Linked DNA regions of Homo sapiens: region 2 is linked to region 1. The links are chromatin contacts, found by Hi-C or POLR2A ChIA-PET in ENCODE. All regions are on one chromosome and are shown on one strand. Each heading gives the region's core, a stretch centred on a gene start or an enhancer-like site at or near the end of the contact. The rest is flanking DNA. Distances are from core to core; before and after follow the strand shown.

Region 1 (7,093 bases), core at 2,187-4,686:
GCCCTTGCCAGATGCTGGCCCCCGATCTTGGACTTCCCAGCCTCTGGAACTGTGAGCCAATACATTTCTGCTCATTATGAATTACTTAGTCTCAGATATTCCATTATAGCAACAGAAGTGGACTAAGGCAAAGGGTCACCGCACAGACTGTCCTTTCAGGATTCAGTGGGTAAATGCAGGTGCTGTGCTCTGAGCGCCTGAGTGCTCGGTGTTCACCAGTGTTGTACTTGCTTTTTTCGTCAGAGGTGTTATGAGCACCTCTGAGAGGAAGAGCCGAAGGTGGACTCTGGAAGCATGGGTGGGCATACTCCCTGCTGTCCAGTGTGTCTGAGGCTGAATGGCACCTCTCAACCTGCCTGTCTCTCTGGGAGACAAAAGCTGCCTTCCTCCATGGCCTCGAGGTCCCTTTTCCCTCCCAGAACTTGGCTGGTCTTTTCTGGCATTAAGTGGAAGGCGCCTCCCAATGTTCCTCTCATTGATGAGTCAGCTGTAGATGTGCTGCCAGAGCCCATCTCATGGGCAGTTGGGGCTCTTGCCGCTCCCTGCACTGGTCTGGGGGGACTGAGGTGGACTTGGTGACAGTGGCTGTGCTGTCTTCTAGGAGAGAACCTCTTTTATCTGATTTTGCTTGGGAATACCAGGTACTGGCCACAGTAAAAGTTCGACTGGGAGGAAGAGATGGTGGTGGCTGTGGTCATGGTGTCGTAGCTAAACAGATCCTTACTCTGAGCACCTTTCTGGGATGGATTTTAGGTATGTGGGGAAGAACCCTCCTTTGCTAGGAGATCATGCATCCCCCATCTCCCCCGCCCTGGACTGCTCTCCAGCCCTTGGAGTGCGGCCTGGCGTGTGCCTGGCATTCCCCTTCAGATGGTCACGCAGACCTTCAACATCTGGGAAGCCAGAGTGGGCACATCACTACCCATGGCCTGAACATAAGAAAAGTGAATGCACATTAGAGAGACGTGTCACATTGCTCTGCTGCCCAAGCACCTTTGGAAACCTCCTTCCTGTCACCTGTGCCTTGAACTATGCCCTGTCTGCTTGAGCCATTGGCTCTTCCTTGGAGATCCCTATTTCTCTGGTCAGCAACTGTGCAGTGTTGGGGAGATGTTGGGTGTTAGGGTTGGTCTGGGTCAAAGGGACCAAGTTCTGGTCTCAGTGCTGTGGCTGGGGTGACTCAGTGCATCTCTCTGACCTGTGGTTTCTTACTGGGAAAGTGGGGACAATGAGGCCAGCCCTGGAGGGCTGCCAGTGCAGACTGTCCCATTCACTCATCTCTGTCACCCACATTCTCATAGCCTGGACTTGTCCCTGTTGTAGTGCTCAGGAACAGAAGCCTGAGCGGTGGTGCTTGCACCTGGCTGCAGGCAGGCTCCTGGGCTACAGGTTACGGAGGACTGTGGGCTGAGTGGGCTCTCGGTCCTTTATCCTGCTGCTGCTTTCATTCAAGAACGTCTCGTTTTCTTCCTGTGCATTTAGAATGGAGAATGACCTTTGATGTGTGTTATTTTTTGTTTGTTCTGCCAGGGACCAGCCACCACTGTTGCCTTTTCAAGAACGGGGGAGTATTTTGCTTCTGGAGGCTCTGATGAACAAGTAAGTAAAGAGTAGTCGAATGGAATGGTGAAGAAGGGAATCTGAGCTGATTTCTGCTCAGAACCAAACAGGGTGTTTGGGGGATGGGCTGGGTTTCGCCAGCTTCCTTGGTGGCTTTCAGCGACTAAAAAGGCCCTGATGGCGCTTGGGGTGGGGTTGCCCAGATCCAGGGGCCTTGCCACTCCAGAATGGGCCTCCTGCAGGTGCCGACCTCATGGCTGCATCTCAGAATCCTCACTGCTCAGGCTAGCGCTTAGTGGAAGGAGGCTGGGCTATGGTTGTCGTGAAAAGTTGGTTTTTTAGTTATTTTCCTGATTCCAAATAAATAGATAATGATTATTATTAATATGATCTTACTTTAGGCCTGGGAATATGGCCAATGTGACAAGAGCTTCATACCTCATTTAATTCTCGTGACATCTCCATGTGGGAGATGAGGCCCTCTGATCTCCCCGTGCGGTAGATGAGGAAACTAAGTCCCAGCAGATGCTAGAGCTGGGGCAGGTACTGGGGCCTGTCTCACTTCAGAGTCATTCTCCTGCCCTGGGAGCCTCTGCTCTGTCATCTGCTGCTCTTTGCTCCCAGCCCCCTTGGACACTGTTTGAGGGGTCAGCATTTTCAGTATTTTTGGCTGCAGAGAGAGGACATTGTGAAGAGGTCCTATCCCACCTTGTCACCCTCTGCTCTGAGGCTTCAGCCTGTCAGCCCTGGTGCCTTGTGCCCTGACTGCTAACCACCAATGACCTGTCTCCTGGCAGGCACCCTGCTTCTGGGGCCTAGTCCAGACCCTGGCACTGGGGAGGCCAGGAGCACTGAAGAGTCTAACCATCAGCAGTCTTTCTCCAGTGTCCGCATGGTCCTCTTGTCCAGAGAACCACAGCCCCTGATGAGGAAAGGAGGAAAGGGTGGCTGTTCTGTGCCACTGTTGACCTGATGGATGGCCGAGAATGTTTATTCCACTACTGCCCAGTCTCTTAGTTCTGGCTGCTCAGCCTAGAAAAGTCCTATTGGCCTATACGAGTCCTGGTCTCAGCCAAATCTACCAATTTTGGTTGAGTCTCTTCCAGTAAGGCAGAGGGTAGTTGGAGGCTCTTTGACCACAGCCTGGGTTAGAGACAGCAGGCATCTTCCCACACCAGCACCAGTCCTGCTCTAGCAGACGAGGGAGGAGGAAGGCAAAAGTGACTCCTGAGCCTTCCCTGAGCGTGAAGCCTGGCTTATTGCTTAGAAGACAGGGAAACTGGTAACTTCACACAGTAAATAGAGTCATGGTAGAATCAAATGACATAGTAGGAGAGGCAGCCTGGTGGAAAGTAGGTCCAGCAGCGCTGCCATCAGCTCCCAGGCTTCCTGTTTAATATCTACTCTGAGCTTTTTCAGAGTGACATTGGCATTGTCTATTTGCATTCATGATAGCCACTCTACTGTTAGGAATTTATTCAGCAGTTAGATTTGCAGTGACATGAAGACCCTGTAAACAAGGGTGTGTGTGTGCTAACATTCTGTTTCTAAGGTGATATGTGCACGACCCTAGACGCCATCCATCTGGGAGAGGAAACAGTGGAGCTGCTCAGACAGTGGTGAGGAGCCTCCTGAAGAACGAGGCTCACAGCTGCGTCCTGACAGACAGGGATGGTGTCCAGGGCATATGGAGTGTTCATCTTGTGTGGATACGGTGGTTTTTCTGTGGCCTCAGGTGACCACTGGCCACACACTCCCCAGTTCTCTTGTGACACCCAAGCCAGCCATCCTGGAAGTGGCCCTGGAAGCACACCGTCATGCATGGCCAGCAGCCTCCAGCAGGGAGCGCTCTTGCTCCCCAGCCAGGTGCCTCCCTCAGCTGTGTTCAAGGAACCGAGGGACATGGTCCTGCTGATAGGAGGACACCTGGAATAGGATGTGTTTTTCATGGCTGAGTTAGCCTTGGGATGACGAGTGTGTTGCTGAGTACTTCCTGTGTGCCCGTGTCCACCAGGCTGTCTCCTGTGAGCCTCACAGCAGCCCCATGAGATGGGAACTAGGCTTATCCCAGTCTCGCAGATGCAGGAACTGAGGCACAAGGTTGAGTCCCTTGCCTTAGGCCATTCAGTAAGGAGTGTTCTGGCCTGGAGGCCATGTGTTAACCACTTCTCACAGTGTAACAGGCCAGGCCACCGCCCGCAGGAACTTCTATTTTAGTTCAGAGGCAGATGATAAACAATGAAAAGGGGATTAAATAACTCCCTACTCTGATGCTATGAAGGAAATAAATAGAGGGCTATGATAAACATTCACAGAAGGCCTCTCTGAGAAGGTGGTGCTGTTGAAGCAGACACTTCAGCCTGCGAAGCAGCCAACCCCATGAAGCTCGGGCCTGTGACACCCTAGGGAGGTGAACCAGCAAGTGCGAAGGCCTGGCGGTGCCACGCCGTGGTAGTCCATCCTGGTCACATCCAGGTCCTCTTGAGGCCTGTCCACAAAGCCTGCTCCCCAGGGAGGTGGGGTAGGTCCCGGAATTGAGTTGGGGTGTCAGGTGGGGACCACTATCCCACCATGGCTCAGAACTTTGGGCATGGCCTCTGAGCCCATTTCCTCAGTGAAGGACTGGCAAGGGGATTTTCTTCTCCTGACTTGGTGTGCCTGTTGGTTTTGGCAGGTGATGGTTTGGAAGAGTAACTTTGATATTGTTGATCATGGAGAAGTCACGAAAGTGCCGAGGCCCCCAGCCACACTGGCCAGCTCCATGGGGAATCTGGTAAGTGGCTTGGCAGGCATGTCCTGAGCTCTGTGACTCTGGTGGGCTAGGTCATGGTGAACAGCTCTGGGCTTGGAGACGGTGAGGGAGGAGGTTTAGGCCTGTCTCGGGAAAGGGACCCTAGCAAGATCTTCTCATTTACCAAATACTTTGGAAGTTGTGGTGCTTTGTTTTCCATCTAGAGTGAACGAATAAGACACAAAGAGGCTGTTACAGCAAGCTGCCGGGTGCCCCAGGCCTGTGCCATTTGGTGGGAGCGTGTTGCCATGGCATATGGTGCTGTTTGATTGAGGCCTTAGGAGACAAGGGACCCGTCCCATACTGAACCCTGGGTCACAGGACCCAAACGTGGGGCTCCTAGAGGGTTCAGGGCCTGAAGCCACAGCTGGGACAAGTGGGAAAGGCCCAGCCCTGTTGCTTTCACTTCCCTCCCTTTTTTTTTCTAACCATGGAGAGGAAGTTCCTCAGCCACAAACCATTTTTAGTACCTCTGTTCGTAAAAGAATATTCAGTGTTCCTGAATTTAAATAGTTAATATTTTTGATAAATATTTGGGGAAAAAAATTGATAACTGATACAGTCTCATTAAATAAGGTCATATTCAGCTTGGGCTGAAATAAATGTTAAAGCCGAGGTTGTGGAACCTTGAGGGTTTTAAGCTCCTATGGCCACAGGCTTTTTAGATGTCTCTCCGTTGGACCATACAGAGAGTGTGGCCTCCCCCACACGGATACTGGCCCAAACAACAGGAAGCGGCTCGCCCAAGGCCTCCAGCGAGTCAAGGCTGGGGCCCAGAATAGAACTAGGAAGCCTCCTGAGTCTATCCTGGGGCTTCTGTGGCTGCAGCAGATAGACCCTCCATCTCCCCACCCCAACACACACACATGCCCCCGTTTTGTGTCCTGGTCTGCCTCTAGGCATTGGCCCAGTTGGGATTTATGGTTTTTCTTACAAGGGTTGCTGTCCTGGCTGGTCTCTTGGCTGTCCTCTGTACTTGCTAATCTGTGGCCAGTTTTCAGCTTTTGGGTTTGTTGGGGGATGACTGGGCTGCATGATGCACTGCTTGCTGCCAGTTCATCTTCCACCCAGAAAGGCATTTCACACTGCAGGGTTGAGGCCCCCTGGGACTCAGCAGACCTCTAGGTCCCTGCCCTCTTTCCTGTGAATCCCTCTCTATTAGGCACTTCTGGTGAGCCATAGCCAAGGCCTTTTATGCTCGCTACCCTGTTTATTCCTTATCTCATCAGAATGAGTGGGTAAATATACTGCTCAATTCACAGATGAGACACCTGGGGCTTAGTCACCTTCCCCAGATGCCTGGACCTGGGGGCCCACCAGGCTGATGCCTCTGAGCAAAGCTAGAAACTACAGGTGGCAGAGGACTGCTGGCTGCTTTTCCCCATTTCAAGGGAGGGCCCTGACATCTGCCGCTTGGGAGTGGTTAATATCTACCAGCTGGGGGAGAATCCCATGTTCTTGTAGCTATTAGGAAAATAACTTGGATGAATTGCTTCTTGTTCCTTTGGTCCTGGCTCAGCAATGGAGTATGGAGCACCTTTGCTTCCCAGAGCTGTGGGTGGGGGATCCCAGCATGGCAGGATGGGGCATGAGTGGGTGAACAGCTCAGCAGTGCTTAGAGCAACCACTTGTTCCCATACTATCTACAGACTCACGTTGGAGTTGTAGTCACAGCTCTGCCCACTGGCCCTCACTGTGTGGGCCTCAAATAGGGGAAAGGATGTGGGTCCTGGGGTCAGAGAACTGGGTTTGAACCCTGGATGTGTGGCCCCAGGCAAAACACCTGGTCTTCCCAAACCAACATTTCCACATAGTACCTGAATACGCCCATAGGCAGGCTCTGATGAGAGCTTTGAGACCCCCACCAAGTGACTTGTTAATCCTAAAATCATTCTTGGTTCAGATCAGACCTCTTTCCTTATTTGTCATAAGCCCCTCTGAGACCCTGAGTGGATGTAAGTCCTCTTCCAGACACACTTTCACTGACACACACATGCCATGTGGTGTCAACCTTCAGGACTTCTCTAATCTGAGGACTCCCAGGCCAAGAGGAGAGCTAGGTTTTTAGTTTGTTTTGCCTTGTTTTATTGTGATACATATATATATATAACACAAAGTTTACCATTTTAACCATTTTAAGTGTGCAATTTGGTGGCATTAAATATATTCTCAGTGTTGTGCAACCATCACCGTCTATTTCCAGAAGATCTTCATCTTTCCAAACTGAGGAGAGCTACTTTTTATAACACTGTTCAGTAGTTCGGTTTTCTTCTGAGATAGGAAGGGAAGCTGATGAGTGTGCTCTCGCCCTTCTTGCCCAAGGGCTTCCCTGGCACCGAGACCGTATCTGGGGACTGGTTCTATGGCTGGCCAGAGTGACTCAACCCCATAGGGAGCCCAGGAGCACTGCAGCCATGTCTCAGGAGCTTGTGAGTCCGATGAGCCTCTGTCCCTCCAGCACTGTCCATGTACTGGCCTTCCCAATAACCCAGGGTTTCTCACCCTCAGCACTATTGATATCTTGGGCCAGATCATTCTTTGCTGTGGGGGGCTGTTTTGTGCATTGTGGGATATTTAGCAGCATCCTTGGCCTTTACTCACTAGATGCCAGTAGCATCTTCACCCTCCCACCAACCCAAGTTGTGACAACCAAAAATGTCTTCTAGGCCAGGCATGGTGGCCCACACCTGTAATCTCAGCACTTTGAGAGGCTGAGACTAGAGGATCGCTTGTGCCTAGGAG
Region 2 (6,454 bases), core at 2,189-4,688, 52 kb after region 1:
CTTGGCTACCTCAGGAGGCTTTGAAGTAGAGTCTGGGCAACTGCAGGTCAGCCTGCTAAGAGGAGGTGCAACTTATGGGGCCAGCCGTGTCGGTTCCCTCCCATGCCAGCCCTCCTGCCACCAGACCAGCACTGGGCTGCCTGTTGTGGCTTCCGGACCTGGGCTTGGACCTACCATGGGTGGAGATTCTGATGATTTGAGCAACCAGCCCAGGGCAAGGTCATCTCCAGAGACAGATGACGGCCCCTCTGGGGGCAGCAGGACATGTGCAGGGTCTCCAAGGCGTTGTGTGGCAGGTCTTGCTCTCAGGCCAGACCGAGGTTGCCATCACCCCTGTCTTCAGTTTACACCAGGATCGAGTTTGGAATCTCTATGAAATCCACCTTTCTCTGCTGGAGGACATGTGGAGTTGCAGGAGGTGGTCTTAGGGGTAGTGGTGTGGTATTTGTCCCTGATTGTTGACTGCCAGTGGAAGCTCCACTGGTTACTAGATGTAAGGGGTCAGGAGGAAGGACTCACTCCCACACACTTCTTGTAGTATGATATCGGCGTGTCCTGGGACAGCCTGACGTGGGCTGTCCAGATAGAGACAGGCCAGAGCCAGCGCCAGCGCCAAGCTTGGATAGGCCCACGCTCAAGCCCCATGGACTGTCAGAGGGCTCTGCTAGAGTGGTCTGGGTGTCCACGCCCACACCCCTCCCTTGATGGAGCCACCAGCCAGACCTGGAATTTGTAGGCAGGATGTTCTTCTTGGAATGCTGCTCTTTAAAACAGCACAGGCCAGGTGCGGTGGCTCACGCCTGTAATCCCAGCACTTTGGGAGGCCGAGGCGGGAGGATCACTTGAGGCCAGGAGTTCAAGACCAGCCTGGCCAACATGGAGAAACCCCGTCTCTACTAAAAATACAAAAATTAGCCGGGCATGGTGGCTCACGCCTGTAATCCCAGCTACTCAGAAGGCTGAGGCAGGAGAATTGCTTGAACCCAGGAGGCGGAGGTTGCAGTGAGCCGAGATCATGCCACTGCACTCCAGCCTGGGGGACAGAGCAAATCTCCGTCTCAAAAACAAACAACAAAAACAAAACAGGACAGAGACTGCCTCCACCAAGCCAGGGGGTCAATGTGTATCACCATGCTGAGGGCAGAGCTGGGGGTGGGGTGGGTGCCAAGGCTCTCACCTGGGGCCTGAGTTCTTCTTGAGTTCCTTTTCTTGCTCATGCGAGGCTTGACTCAGGACCTCACTGCTCTGAGTGAGAATCTGGTGGGAGGGAAACGGGGTCCTAGGCAGCTGTGACTGCTGTGGGCATTGTCCCTCTAGCCTCAGTTCTGTACCCTCACCCCCTCCCCGTGGAGATGCTGCAGGCCCCCTGAGCTACACACCACACTGCCTGGGAGTGTAGGGCCCTCACAGGCAGCAAGGAGTGTGGGGCCTGGGTGGGCTTGAGGTGGCTTGGCGAGGTGTGGGGGCCACATGATGGAGCTTTCTTGCAGAATCTCCCTAAGCGACGCTCTGCCAGCCCTACCCGATGGCTCCCTGTAGCTGGGGCTGCTACTGATCCCCCACTCTTGCTGCCAAGCACAAAAGCAGCCCTTCTGGAAATGCAAATGGCTCGGCTCAGCCGTCATCTCTCCTAATTTTGGATTTGGTAACTGAGCTCTCAGAAACCAAATTGCAGGAATCTCTTTTGTGTTAGGAAGATGAAGTTAGTTTAGCATTTTTGTCAGTAAGTGCATATCAGCAGCAATTCCCCATCGTTTGCCTCCCCAGCGCCTTCATGCCCTAATTTTCCCAATGTGAAATAAAAGAATAGATGTCTGTGATTTAAACTGCAGCCTGCTGCCTACCATTGTCCAGTTTCTGTGGGTTCCTGGGATAAACCTGCACTTCCTGCTGGAGAAGCTGAGAGGTGGCTGAGATGACCAAGGCAGGCAGCTTGCAGGTAGAAGCCATCAAGTCCAGCCCCGGCCTGTGGCAAGGCTTTCCGCCTCTCACCCAAGTCACCACACCCTGGGAGCGCCTGACAGGCTGTGTCGAGGGGTTGCCACAGGCTTGTGGCCACCTAGTCACCCACTTCAGAGACTCAGGTAGCACATGCCAGCCTGCTGTGGGAACTCTGCCATCCTGCCACCCAGCACAGTCCTTGGCCTTCTGTCCTGTGATTTGATTGCCACAGCATCATGACTTCTCAGTGGTGGGTGGGCGGGGGGGTGCTCTGTGGGGCAAGGGCAAAGTGGTGAGGTCAGGAGGCCCCCAACCCATGGCCCAGGTCCAAACCCTCGCTCTCTCCGACTAGTTCTGTGACCTTTTTGGGCCTCTATACAATAGTGCTTGTGTCATTGGGCACTCACTACAGTGGCTGGTGCAAGTTAAGTGCGGTTAGTGTGTGACCATTGGTGTTATCCCACCACTGGCCTGGCGAGTCAGGCCCCTTCCCTGAAACTTGGCCCCATGTGCCAGTGGGGATGGTGGGGGGGCTCGTGGTCCCAGGGTCCCTCTGGCTTTGTAATGTTAGGCAGCTAGAGTTCTCATCTCCTGATCCCATGGCCCCTGCCATGGGTGTCCCCGGTGGTGAGAAGGGATTGGGCCCCTCCCCACCCGAGAAGGCAAGCACTCTAAGGCTATCTCTTCTGCTGTCACTAAGGCCACCTCTGGGGAGAGCACAGGCTTGAGGGTGGGTGTTTGTGATTGCCCCGAATCCTGGAAGTCCAGCCCACTGAATAAGCGAGGGCATGGTGAGTCACACTGGTCCTGTCACCCCAGTGCCCTGTCATTAACCTCATTTCCGAAATGATTTGCTTGAGATGGGCCCCTGATGGCTCCAAATTTAATTGGTGTGTGGTCATTTAAGGGGGAGCAGAATCTCCCTAGAGAACCCTTGGGGGTTCTCTCCTTACCACCCCTGTTCTGCCCGCCCAGGCTGCTGAGGAAACCACACGTGCTAAGGCAGCGGTGGCAGGCCAGGAGGTCCTGGTGCCCTGGGGCATGGCTCCACTTCCTGTGAGCATTGCCGTCCTGGAACAGGGCCTCTTCCCATTGCCTGGTAGGCTCAGCCTGCCCCAGCCAGGCCGCCCTGGCACCCTGGGTTCTCTCGCTCGGCCACTGTGGGGAGTGCCTCCCTAGAAGATTCACCCTGCCTCCGTGACCCATGGGGCCCCCACGGCCATGCTCAAGACGAGGCTGAAGCCAGCCCATAGAGCCTGCAGGAAAGTCATTAGGAAGCGCATCCCGTGCCAACCTCTCCTCCTGCCAGGAGCTACCCGTGTGGAAACACTCTCCCAAGAACCTATTTATAGAGCAAGGCCAGTAGTTGTTTTCACTTTAGGTGAGGCCATCTAGAGCCCTGTCCGCCTGGAGTGCTGCTTGCGGCAGACACTTCTGCCCCTGCCGGCTCTCTCCTGCCACCCATGAGAAATCGGAATGCTGGTACGAGGAACATTGGCAGGAAAGGAAGTGATATCTTGCTACAGCTTCCTTTTCTCAGCCCTAGGCTTCTCTTTTAGGCACCAGCGTGTGTTCCTGAAAGTGGGACTTTGGCATCTTTTGTGGGTACCCAGTGGGCAGAGGCCTGGCCTGCAGAAGCCAAGGCCCATGCTGAGCAGTGTCACTCAGCCACACATACTGACGCCAGCCCTTGTCCGTCTCCATGCTTCCCAGCTTGGCATCTGGACTCAACTTTGAAGTCAGGACTGACTTCAGAGACATGGGCGGCCTGAGCACCTGGGCCCACATTTATCCAGCCCATGTCGTCTTGGTCTCCAGCCTGTCTGAGGCCATATGTGCCCTGCAGATGCCCTACCCACCTGGTATCTTCTTCCAGACCTCTGCCCTCCCTGGCTAGGCTTGGGCAGGGTCCTTGCCTTGACCTGGAAGTTCTCTCTAGAACCATCCAGCTCCCTCAGAAGTTCCCATGGTGCCCACGCCACCTCTACACTGGGCCCCTCAAACTCTGACCCCAGCCACAGCCACCCCAAAGACATGTCCTCGTGCCCAAGGTTGGAATGGGAGTGCTAGCCATGCTCTCTAGGGCCATCACATCCCCCCTCTCCACCCCAGCTCAGGTCCCAGAACCTCCCTCCTAAGACAACTTGCGCCTGGATTTGTTCCTCAGAAGCCTCTGAAACTTGAAGCAAGAGAAGCAATGTAATTAGTCCTCCCTGGCCCTCCAGGCAGCAGCACTCATGCGCCTGCTAACTGGAAACAGAAGGTACTTTCTGTTGCAGAGGCCAGCAATGGCCCATATCTAGGCTGCTGCCCTGAGCCGCCTTGGCTGAAACTGTGAAGCTGACCTGTGCTCCCAGGACTGCCTCTGCTTCTTGGGGTTGGGTCCAGCTCCCCAGGTAATTACAGTGTGTCCAGGAATAGGGCCACTGTGAAGCCCCACCGTGGCCCTTTGAGAGGTATCCCAAAATCTCCTGTTGGGGATAAATGCCTCTGGTTTAGGGGAGTCTCAGTTCCATGGTCCCCTCTGGTGGGGGATGGAAGCCTCAGGCTGGGACAGGTCAGGTGAGCATACCTCCAGCCGCCCCACCTTCAGGCCTCCCCACCTCTTAGGCCATCTGGAGCGAGACCCTCAAGGAGCCAAGACCTGCTGAGATGTTGCCTGCTCACTTCCTACCTTGTCTCCCACTTCTGCCCCCAGCCCACCCCATCTGTTCTCAACACAGTAGCCAGTCTGCTGAGATGCAAGAGTAAAAAGTAAGAACACGTGTAAAAGAGCTCATGCCATCACTGCACAACCTCGCAAGCAGTTCCCAGCCTCCTCCAAGTACAGGCCACAGGAGTGCTCCCCACACATGAGGCCTGCTCGGTTTTGCCCACCTCTACCCCCTGTCTCTTGCCCCCCTCCCCTCATTCTTCTCTAGCCACACCTGCCTTCTCACTGTTCCTTGGACACACCAGGCACATTCCAGCCCCAGGGCCTTTGCACCTGCTGTTCCTGCTGCTGGGAATACTCTGACTTCACCTCTCTGTGCCTCGGCCTCCTCATCTATAACATGGGGTAAGAGCAAAAGTGACCCCATAAGACTGCTGGGAAGACTTGCTGAGACAATACACACAAAGCACTAAGAGCTGGCACTGTCCCTGCTGGGCTGCAATCGGTGGCCCAGGGAGATGGGTGGGAATGGGAGCGGATTACCAGCTGGCTACAAGGCCCACTCCAGGATCAGCCTCAGCTGCTCGGCTGGGCCAACCTGGGGCTCAATCAGGGCTCCTGGGAGTGGGAGCCATTGTGCCCTGTAAGGCCCTTGGACTTTGCTCAGTAACTGCCATGGGTCTTGCTCACTGGATACCCCACCCCACGTGCCCGCGTGACTCCTGCACAGCCTTTTCCTACTGAGGCTTCCAACCACCAGGCCAAGCCAGGTGCCTCGCCCAGCCCTATAGGACAGGGTGCGAGAGTGGGGCCGCCTCTCTGCCGGTTGCTGGCTCAGAGAGGCAGAGGTGGTGTCAGGGCTGGAGGGATCGGTGGCCTCGAGGCACCATGGCCTCTCGCGTAGGGTGCAGGTGGCTGGGCTGGATTCAAATGTGCATCTCACTGTTGGCTGGCCGATGAGATGTGGGGTGGCTTTCTCATGCCCCCACAGACCCTCCCACCCACCTAGTTCTATCCTGCCCCGGCTAGTGGCTCCGAACCCCAGCCAAGCAGAGCCAGGGATTTGGGCTTTTTCTGTCTGAAGGAGAGGAGTGGGCCTCTAAGGGGCCTCTCCCACCACTCCCGCAGCAGACCACTGGCCTGGGGGCCTCCTGCAGGGGCCTGTGTGCCTGGCAGCCAACCTCGCTGGGGATGAGCACCAGAACGCCTGGGGATAAAGTCTTCTCCTCCCACCTCCTGCTCCCTTCCTCCCTCTCCCTTCCTCCTGCCTTTCTTCCTCCTCCTCCACAAACACATGTTTCCAATTCCCTCTCAGGCCCCCTCTCCCCTCCCCAGCCCCTTCCCATTTCCTCTCTGAGGCATCCACTAGCATGTGGAACTCATTAGGAGACCCTCAGGGCTCGTAACCCAACTCTGGCCCAGGCTTGGGGAGGGGGCCCTGTCCGCAGCCCCCATGCTGAGCCACAGCGGCTTCCCCACATCTGGCCCCTGTCTGGCCCTGTGCAGTTACAGGCTGGAAAGCACAAGGAGCCAGCCGGTGCCGGTGGAGGAAGCATGGCCTGGCGGCCAGCTCATCTCACTGCTCTCCTCTCCAGCCACGTCCCGGCGCCTGGTGAGACATCTTAGCCCCAGCAGCTGGGCCAGGGTGGTTTCTGATCCCACCGGGGCAGCTGGACCTGTGTGTGAAAAGCAGATCCCAGGGCCACTTGAGCAGGCCCAAGGGTATGGGGTTCTGAGTGATGAACTCGATGGCCCTCAGCTTTCCATCTGAAAAATGGGAAGGGAAGTCCAGGGAAGAGAATATGGTACGTAGAACAGCCACCAGGCAACAGAGTTCCACATCCTCCCTGGAGGACACAG

The links. A loop is a pair of places that touch in the nucleus more often than their neighbours do. ChIA-PET counts read pairs that join two places held with the same protein, here RNA polymerase II (POLR2A). Pooled maps may share reads with other maps.
Region 2: a map of gastrocnemius medialis shows a loop between it and region 1 (4-fold over the local background). The contact joins two enhancer-like sites. A Hi-C loop is called at or near these places in 17 of 168 maps with a recorded cell type or tissue (CD14-positive monocyte, CD4-positive, alpha-beta memory T cell, Right ventricle myocardium inferior and 12 more), 3 of 37 single-sample maps with no recorded cell type and 11 of 50 pooled maps. POLR2A ChIA-PET finds 5 or more read pairs at or near these places in 3 of 52 experiments (activated CD4-positive, alpha-beta T cell, activated T-cell and common myeloid progenitor, CD34-positive).

Annotation. Positions count from the first base shown.
Region 1 is chr3:52,119,619-52,126,711 of GRCh38, reverse strand. It overlaps POC1A (POC1 centriolar protein A), which reads left to right. Exons shown (of 11, transcript NM_015426.5): 8 at 1,531-1,599; 9 at 4,235-4,333. Among named protein-coding and RNA genes, the nearest start is that of POC1A, 31 kb to the left of the region's middle. RefSeq lists an enhancer at 4,965-5,259. Within about 2 kb of position 3,436, at least 11 of the 41 ENCODE cell types and tissues checked have a DNase peak (open chromatin) inside an H3K27ac peak, as active enhancers do; they include CD14-positive monocyte, adrenal gland, gastrocnemius medialis and 1 more, where a contact is called at or near this core.
Region 2 is chr3:52,067,812-52,074,265 of GRCh38, reverse strand. No RefSeq gene overlaps it. Among named protein-coding and RNA genes, the nearest start is that of LINC00696, 5.9 kb to the right of the region's middle. RefSeq lists enhancers at 3,044-3,545, 5,736-6,329. Within about 2 kb of position 3,438, at least 14 of the 41 ENCODE cell types and tissues checked have a DNase peak (open chromatin) inside an H3K27ac peak, as active enhancers do; they include CD14-positive monocyte, adrenal gland, gastrocnemius medialis and 1 more, where a contact is called at or near this core.